Linked DNA regions of Mus musculus: region 1 is linked to region 2. A link is a contact called in ENCODE POLR2A ChIA-PET data. All regions are on one chromosome and are shown on one strand. Each heading gives the region's core, a stretch centred on a gene start or an enhancer-like site at or near the end of the contact. The rest is flanking DNA. Distances are from core to core; before and after follow the strand shown.

What was found. ChIA-PET counts read pairs that join two places held with the same protein, here RNA polymerase II (POLR2A).
Region 1: POLR2A ChIA-PET joins it to region 2 with 12 read pairs in Patski. The contact joins the enhancer-like site here to the promoter of Rfx7 in region 2. POLR2A ChIA-PET finds 5 or more read pairs at or near these places in 4 of 5 experiments (Patski and embryonic stem cell).

The regions. Positions count from the first base shown.
Region 1 is chr9:72,625,375-72,630,388 of GRCm38, forward strand. No RefSeq gene overlaps it. Among named protein-coding and RNA genes, the nearest start is that of Gm23057, 5.6 kb to the right of the region's middle. Within about 2 kb of position 3,382, at least 1 of the 3 ENCODE cell types and tissues checked has a DNase peak (open chromatin) inside an H3K27ac peak, as active enhancers do.
Region 2 is chr9:72,530,603-72,535,190 of GRCm38, forward strand. Rfx7 (regulatory factor X, 7) reads left to right here and starts at 1,638. Exons shown (of 9, transcript NM_001033536.1): 1 at 1,638-2,378. The coding sequence starts at 2,218. It overlaps 4930509E16Rik (RIKEN cDNA 4930509E16 gene), which reads right to left and starts at 1,256. Exons shown (of 3, transcript NR_045735.1): 1 at 1,208-1,256.

The sequences.
Region 1 (5,014 bases), core at 2,132-4,631, 97 kb after region 2:
CTGCACCTAATGCTGTCCATAGGTGCTCGCTCACACTGCCCACTTACAGTCATTTGAGCTGGGGACTCCTTTCAAGTTTTTCATCCTACTTTTAAAATTAGGATTGAATTGACTTTTATGAAGGGTTTAGGTTTATGTGTGTGAGCCTTGCCAAAATGTGTGGATGTGGACCATGTTAGTGCAGTGCCCACAGAGGTGAGGCGAGCACAGGGATGAAGAGCATCATTGGGTCCCCCTAGATGATTGTGAGCTGCCATGTGGGTGCTAGGAACCAAACCTAGGTCCTTTATAAGAACAGCAAGGAGTCTTAACTGCCAAACCATCCCTCAAAAAGTAACTCAATAAAATATCTGTTGGGAAGAAATGTTTACTTTAAATCCATCTCTAGAGAGGCAGCAGTAGGTAGATACATACCTATGAGTTCCAGTCTAGCCAAAGCTATACAGTGAAGCTTTGTTTCACAAACAACAAGACAACTGAATAATTGAGGAAATTTTAACGGCTGGATACTCAAAGATCCTGAGTAACTATTGGGTGTGCTAAGGGCCTTTTGTTTGTAAGATAATACCCATCTGTTGTCCATAGTGGCGTTTGCCTTTAATAACAGCATTCTGAGTTTGTGGACAGGCTGACTTAGAGTGAGTTCCAGGACAGCCAAGGCTACACAGAGAAACCCTCAAAAAGTAATATTAATCTTTCTTATAGATGCATACTGAAATACATGTGGTGAGTAAAGGATGTCATGGTGTATTCTTAAATGCAGAGGGGATGACATGATGGAGATAAGGGAAAAACAGGAAGAATGCTCCTTCAAAACAACAATTTTTAAATCTGCAAATGAATTTTGGAGGTTCATCATGGTTCAAATTTGGGTTTTCTATATTTGAGTATGTTTCCATTAAAAATAGTTTTTAATAACCTCCTATTTTCCATAGACTTAAAGGCTATAACTCAAAATCCAAGCTCCTTTGGGGGATACTGAGGGAACGGGGCAGTCTGCTCCTTCAAGTCTTTTCAAAGGGCAGAGTGCTGCAGAAATCCATGCACAGTTCTCACTCACAGCTGTTCCCAACTTTATCTTTCAAAACGTATCCGGACAAACAGAAACACTCACTGTTTCATGAATAAATCACACACTCTTGCCTCTAATCTTTCTCAGACTGTTCTCTATTTAAAAAAAACAAAAAACAAAAAAACTTTGAGTCTGGAAATGGGTTGGAGCTAAACTGTATGATGGTACACACCTATACTCCCAGCACTTAAAAAGAGGCAGAGCCAGGCGTGGTGGCACACGCCTTTAATCCCAGCATTTGGGAGGCAGAGGCAGGCAGATTTCTGAGTTCGAGGCCAGCCTGGTCTACAAAGTAAGTTCCAGGACAGCCAGGGCTATACAGAGAAACCCTGTCTCGAAAAACTAAAAAAAAAGAAAAAAAAAAAAAAAAGTAAGGCAGGAGTATCAGAAGTTCGAGATACTTGGCTAGGTCTCAAACTTGCAGAAATCTGCCTACCTCTGGCCCCCAAGTACTGGGGTTAAAGGTATGTGCCACGTCAAAACACAGGCCTAGTAACTAATAACTCCTATAACACGGGCACAAAGGAGGCTGGAGAGGGGACTCAGTAGTTAAGACTGAATACTGCTTTTACAGGTGACCTGGGTATAGGTCCCAGCACCTACATAATGGCTTACAAATATTGTAACCCCAGTTTCAGAGGATCCAACATAGCTTTCTAGCCTCTGACCAAATGATGCATGTAAACTTGCAAAAGCACACGGGGAGAAAGGGAGAGGGTGGTAGTGTGAATATGTCCCCCATACGCTCATATATTTTGAACCACAGTTGTTACAACTTTTTGGGAAGGATTAGGAGGTGTAGTCTTGCTGGTGGAGATGAATTGCTAGAGTTAGGCTCTGGGGTTTCAAAAGTCCATGACATTCCCTGTTAGCACTCACAAAATGGGGGACATATTCAAACCACCACTTGTTCTTTCTCTCTCTCCTTTTTTCCCTCCTTCCCTCCCTCTCCCTCCCTCCTCACTCTCTTCCTCTCTCCCCCTCCCTCCCTCCCTTCTTTCTCCCTCCCCCTTGTGCTTGTGGACCTGATGTAACCGCTCTTAGATTTCTCCAGCACTGTGCCTGCCTGCTGCCATGCTCCATGACATGATGGTCATAACAGTAAACCCCAAATTAAATGCTTTCTTTCATAAGTTCCTTGGTCCTGGTGCTTTGTCACAACAATAGAAAAATGAGACTGTGGAGGAGTATTGGTGGAAAGAGTATTAAGCTAAAAGATTGTTCTCTGTAATACTAAGTAGAATGAGCATTGCCTAGGATCTCCAGCCTAAACAAATCATCCAGGATGCCTGTGGATGATCAGCAGGAGAATGTGGATGTGTCTGCATTTTAAATATGTTCCTTTGTTTGCCAGCCTCAGCAGATGGTCACCCTTACTGCTTTTAACAGAATTTTTTAACTGATACGACAATAACCATATGGTATTTTGGGGAGGAGGCTAAATATTTGCATTAAGCTAATCTTTGATTAAGCTACCATTTTACCATATAAGTCTGAGAAGATCTTCAAACTGAAAGAAATTTGAGTGTTTTATTTTGTGTTTTTAATTTGATGACTGAGTCCACATCATGCAGTCGCAACTGTGAATTTGTCCTATCTATTGTTAATTTTTTTTTATAAGTGCTCTAATTTTTCCAGGAAGACTCAATTTAGGCCTGTGCTTGACTTTAACAGTCAGGCCAGCTCCTGCCTTCTGTCTTCTCCGGATAGGTGGTCTTGGGGATAGAAAGTCAGAGGAAATGAGACTAACCGTTTCTGAGCACTGTGCAGAATCCAGTTAACTCACTCCAAATGTGAGGCTTTGCACGGACTCACAAAGTAAGAAACTCTTTCCTTCCGATTCTTAGTAACCCCCTTCCCACCTCAGGGAGCCCAGGTTCTCCTGAGGCTCTGACTACAAAACTCCTTCTAAGTTTGACTCTCTGTGAAATGTTCTACAAGTGCTTAGCTTAGTACTTAGTGATCCTGGTGCTTTGAAACCTGGTAATGTCTAAAAGAATGGACTAGTTCCTCTCTTCAGTGGAGAAATGGTGTTTGGACAGGTAAGTAAATCGAATAAAAGGCCAGTACATTGATGAAAAGGAGACAGTTGAAGGTAGCTAAGAAGTTCTTTTATATTCTTGCCATTCACTAGACTCAAATATCTGCTTACCTCTCACATCTACAATAGCAGACATCACTTGAAATGTTCCTGGAACTTTGGCTTTAAAGCAAGCCATTTCCTAATTGATTTCCATTTAGTTCTGAGAACATATTCTCTCTGCCTCCTGTTGATTTCTCTGACTACTAATTATAGCTCAGGGGAGTGGCTATGAAGTGCAGGCACAGCTGTAAGCACTGGCATTTTGCCTAAATCCGGGAAGAAACGTGATGCATTGAACTGTCTGGTGTTCTCAGCTTTGAGCAAGAAGCTAAGGTCACCTTGGCCATGCAAGACATTTCTGTATTCCCTAATGGAAAAGGAGAAAAACAAGAAAAGAAAAAGAGGAAGACCTGCTCATATGTTGACAGAAATAGTTAAAAATTAGTTAGCTGAGCCTATGGCACATGTCTAACTAAAACACTCTGAAGGCAGAGGAGTCAGATCACTAAGTTTGAAGCCACCCTGCTCTACAGAGAGAGCTCCAGGACAGCCAGGGCTGCACAGAGAAACCCTGTCTTCAAAACAAAACAAAACAAGAAATAGAAGTCATTAGTTAATCATTATCCACCATTGTACAAGTCTTCTTTACTGTAATTTTGCTACTGCTATAAATTGTAATGTAGATATGTTGGGGTTTTTTTGGATTTTTTTGGTTTGGTTTGGTTTTTTGGTTTGGTTTTTTTGAGATGGGGTTTCTCTGTGCAGCCCTGGCTATCCTGGAATTCACTTTGTAGACCAGGCTGGCTTCAAACTCAGAAATCTGCCTGCCTCTGCCTCCCAAGTACTGGAATTAAAGGCATTTGCCACCACTCCCGGCTGTAAATATGTTTTCTTATGGTCTTAAACAACTTATATGAAAGGGTCATTTGACCCCAAGGGGTCGTGCATAGTTTGAGAACCACTGCCCTAAAATAACTAGGAGCTGTAGGAATAATATATAAACTAATTCACAGTTGTAGCAACATTACAGTTTTTATACATGGAAGATTCAGATGAATATTAAAACTAAAAGAATAGAGAACCTTCATGTAGCCTTAAGTCAGCTTAATAGTTATGAACTCATAACCTCATTACACTCCCAGTTTAACACATCTGACTATGTGCTCCAGATTATTGGAACAAAGCTCAGATATATCCACAAGCTCTAGTCAGTGTTACAGCCATTCTTTTAACACTTTAATCATTTACTCACAGCCTGTAGTAGTCAGCAGTTGTTTAAACAATGAGATAGTTATGTGTGTGTGTATGATATGTTCATCCCCTGATTACATGGTTGCAAGAGCTGAATCCAGATCCTCATGTTTACATAGCAAGCACTTTAGCCTCTGATCCATCTCCACAGTCTCTATACATATGTATACATTTCTTTACATGGATTCACACCTTATTTGAAGTTCTGGGAATACCTATCAATAAGTAACATAGGCAAACTGAACTCGTTTTTGTAAGGAAAGGAAAAATTAATTAGAAAATCGATTAGCAGATTATCATATCAAAAAAGAAAAAAGTGGCCTGGGAATGTAGGTTATTTTGTAGCACTTGCTTCATATGCACAAGGCCATGGGTTCCATCCCTAGCACTGCATAACCCTTGCATTGTCCTGGTGATGTATACCTTGGGGGTTGGAAATAAAAGAATGAGAAATTCAAAGTCATCCTTGGCTACAAAGCTAGTATAAGGCTAGTCTGTGAAACATAAGTCCCAGTTTTAAAACAAAAGAACAACAAAATAGCAATGTGGCAGGCTGGAGAGATGGCTCAGTGGTTAGAGCACCAACTGTTCTTCTGAAGGTCCTGAGT
Region 2 (4,588 bases), core at 388-2,887:
TACCTTTCTTTGTTGATTCTCCCCCTCCCCCCCCTCCCCGAATGTGGCAATGTGAGGCCATCACTCTTCGGGTTTAAAAAAAAAAAATTAGAAAAAGGGGTCTGGGCCACTTTTCCCATTGTCTTTTTATATCATCTTCCCCGTGAATACAGAATTATAAATATGCATTCTGGAACACAGTCTGGATCCTCAGGAGGAAACTGTATTTTGCAAGGGTGTCCTTGCCTCCACCCATCCAGGTGCAAACATTCAGAGTATGGGCTTCCAGTCTGTATGAACCAGGCCTGAGGCCACATGGACAAAGCAAGAGAGTTTCAGGCCAAGGCAGGGAACAGAGCACTCAAAAGACCACGCAATCCAAGCCAATCAGATTCACCACCCACTAGAAGTCTGAAAGGTGGCAGGGCCTCCTAGCTCAAAGTCCATCCAGGAAAGTGGCCAGAAAATCTGACAGGGCCAAGTCTGATAGAAACACTGTCAGAGAAGTTACGGGCTGGGAGGCTCATTACAGCCACAGGCACTGAGAAAGGTCAGTGCGAGCTGTGCAGCTGTTCCATCTGGTGCCAGAGGCTTTGGCTGCTGTCTTCTACACCCAGGCGCTTAGCCTTCCTGACCAGCCCCACCTAGAAAAGCTAATTCTTCTGCTCTTCTAAGAGGAATGATTTGTTGGAGGCAGGGAGTCTCACTCTCAGCCAGCAAAGCTGTCTATGAATGGGAAGGGGGCGAAATGGTGGGCAGTCTCTGGCTGGGGTGAGTTTAGATGGCTGCGAAGGAAGAGCTCTTGGCTGAAGCTCGCGCCTCCATGTTGTATTACATGTGTTCCTTTTGAGAAACAGGAGGGGCCTTGGCTGCCAGGGACCCTGACAAGCCGCGACTTGAGCTGTGTGTCTCCGAGCCTGGGCTGAATTGGGAGTGTAGAGCAGGGAGGGCACTCCTGGCATAGGGGGTGGGGTGGGGAACAGCATGGGCAAAGGCACCAAGGAAGAATGAATCTGCTGCGCGCTGAGGATGGCATGGAGACTTCACTGATTGGAGCTGGGAGTTCTTGCAGGGGGGATGGAGGCGGCTGTGATTGGACGGCTAAAGTGGGGCCAGATTTGGAGGGCTTTGAATGCCCGACCGAGGAGCACTTCCACCAGCTTGCCACTTGCCATTTTCCGACCAGACCGAGTAGGCTCGCTGCGCTAGCTCGTCGAAAAGCTCTCACCTGCTCCAGCTCAGTCCGGTGGCTGAGAGAGGAAGCAGTCCTGACTAGTAGAGGGGAAACGCTCGCGAGCGTGTAGTGGGGGCGGGAGGGCGTGTAGATTCGTTTCACCTTACACACTAGGAAGCGATCAATTCTCCCTTCCACGCCGCACGGTGGCACAGGTCCACTCCCTGCCGCCGTCACGCGAGCCCGCTCCCCGCCCCCAACACGCCCCCCCAACCCCCTCGGCCGCCGCAGCCACCCGACCGCTCCCTCGGGGCCCCCGCCGCGGCTTCCTGGGCCCGCGGCCCGTAGCCGCTCCGCTCCGCCCCGCGCGCTCCGCGCCCCCCTGCGGCCCCCGCGCCGCGCCCGCACACGCGCGTCCACGCCCCCCGGCCGCGCGGTAGGTGTTGTGCCGTCTGCGCCGGGCCGCAGTGCGGCTGCGCGCGCTGGGCTGCTCCGGGCTGGCAGGGCAGCAGTGGCCGCGGCGGCGGCGGGGCCGGGAGCGAGCGAGGGAGCGAGCGGCGTGGGGGAGCTCGGAGGCGCCAGGCCCCCGGGGGAGGGCGGCCGGGGAGGCAGGCCCCCCGAGAGACCCGTCGGGTTGGATTTTGGGGCCGAGGGGGCGCCCGACCACGGACCTCGTTCTTCAGACGCCCCCCAGCCCCGGCCGCTGACGGGGGGCTGAGGGGCGCCGCCATGCCTCTGCCGCGGTGACGCGCGGGGCCGTAAGGAGAACCGGGAGAGGAACCGTGACGAGAACCGCGAGGAGAACCGGGAGAGGAACCGTGACGAGAGCCGCGAGGAGCCGCGCGGTCTCCCCGGGGATGTCCCTCAGGCGGCCGGAGAAAGCGACTCACTCGAGCCCTGGGGTATAGGCCTAGCTTATCCAGCTTCCTTCCTTCCTCCTCTTCCTCCCCCTCCTCCTCCTCTTCCTCCCCTCCCCCTCCTCCTCCCCTCGTCGTCCTCCCCTCCGCGTCTCTTCCCTCACCCTTCCCCGCGCCCCCATCTTCCCTCCCTCCCCTCCAGCAGCGATGGCAGAGGAACAACAACAGCCGCCACCACAGCAGCTCGATGCCCCTCAGCAGCTTCCCCTCAGCGCCCCCAACCCCGGGGTGGCTCTGCCAGCCCTTGTGCCCGGGCTGCCAGGGACAGAGGCCAACGCTCTGCAACACAAGATCAAGAACTCCATCTGGTAAGAGGATCCTCCATCGCTGGGGTAGAACAGCCTAGGCACATTGCTGCTGCAAAGGGGATGGGGGGCGGCGGCGGCATCCGAAGGGGAGGCTAATGCATTCATTGAAGGTGGGTTTCCAGAGCCGGGTGCATGGCTGTGCCACCTCTGGACGGGGGAAGGTTGCACCCACCCCTGGTCTCCTTAGACACACACACACACACACACACACACACACACACACACACACACACACCATGCTTCCCTCTTCTCAATTGTAAGCAGATAAACAAGTTATTTGTGCATTTTTCCATATACAGTAAGGGAAATATGGGTCAAGATTAAGTCATTGCATGATAGTGGCATGAATTGGAAACTTGTAATGTAAAAAATGTGTTGACTCCTTTTGTAGTCATAGGAGGAGCAAGAAGTGTATTGTGAATTTTGACCAAACAAGACATTGCATTAATATGCAGCACAAAAACCTAACATGTCTTTTTCATTCAATTGGATTAGCTGCTTTTTCTGGATGGTTTTGCCTCCTTTATTCTCGCACTTAATTTCCCTTCTAGGGAATTTATTCTTTGTATTGACTGTAAAGGAAATGCTTCTTTTGCACAAAGTATTTTATTTTAACGTAGAAATTTACAAGGTAAAGTGAAATTTTTTTAAATGTAAAAAAGCTCTTGCTATTTTGTGTAATTATTAAAAAGAGTCTAGATGGAACACTAGTCCTGTATTTTCTTGTATGGGAATTTGGGATATTTCAATGCTAATTGAACTCTTAGAGACTGATAACAATATTAATATATATACACAGAGTCAAGTCCATCTTCTATCAGAACCATTGCAAGTGTTCTTTAAATGTGAACTTGGCTTGTTTTGTAGGATTCTTTATTAACTGACCTTTTTTTAAAGCATAGCACTATTTTTAAAATGGAAAGGAATATATGGAATTTGGTCTAAGATTGCTTTTAATAGCAATTTTAAAATAGAATTAAGTATGATGTGAAAAAAATAGCCTTGATTTCTTTTGAGCATGAATCTAGCAGGTTCACCATTGACTATGACTACTAAAATAACAAAACTTGCAATTTGAAAACAAATGTATCATAAAGCAACTGGCATTGAATGTATAGCATTTGAACATTTCAAGACAGTGGCCAATTTTAAATACAAAATTAAAAGTTGTTATATAGTAATTTTCATTGTTTTCTTAGCATGCTTCCATGTCATGATGCTAATAGGAAGTGGGTCAGTGCAGGCTTTTCTAGTTAATACTGTACAGTTGACAGTTGAATGTCTTGGTTTTATTTTTAATTTTAATATGAAACGATTATTTTAAAAGGATTTTTTTAAGGCTTTGACAATAGTTATGTGGCAACTTCAGTAAGTCAGATATGTGAGATAATTTTATGCACTCGTGTGTGTGTGTGTGTGTGTGTGTGTGTGTGTTGTGTTTATGGAGATGGGGAGACGAGCAATACTTTCATTCAATGCATACCTTTTTCCTGTTTTAAAATCTGTAATTTAAAGATATAATTAATTTTGTGCTTACTGTGTTGGGTTCCACAAAGCCAGATGTTTTGTTTATCTCTGCATAATGTAACTTAGGGTCCCTGACATCATCATTGAATTGAAGTAAGCAGTTCACTCTTTTTAACACTCAAATGAGGGACATCTCAGTTCCAGGACCCAAATCTTTTAAGAAAGGTAAATCTTAACGGTTGAATTAGTAAGTCTGTTTTATTGTGAAAACAATAAAAGAGAAGAAATTTTACTGTATAATTTCACAGAAAGAGTAGTTATATAGAATACCAAGGATAATGTTTGCATAATGATGATTGTGGAGTGCCTTTTTACTTATTTATTTTTATGAACTCATCATTTAATTCCTTCAGTGGTAATGGTATTTACACATCTGTGACAACTTAAATGTGCAGACTTGCACATGAAAAAAATCCTGAAGTAGAGAGAGTGGAGCTCAGTGCAAATACACACCTTCATATCAAAATGTGCTGCTCTCTGCCTTCAGATTGTACTGACATACTAGCATTTCATTTCCAACTTTAGTAATTCTGTTTGCAGAAATTATTTTTTTCTTTTATATTTAAAACTTTAGAATAAACAACCATAGTGGATAATAAACATTAGTGGCCATATTTAATATAGACTTGTAACTCCTCCACAAGAACGGATTCATATTATTCATCAAGTAACTACATAAAAAG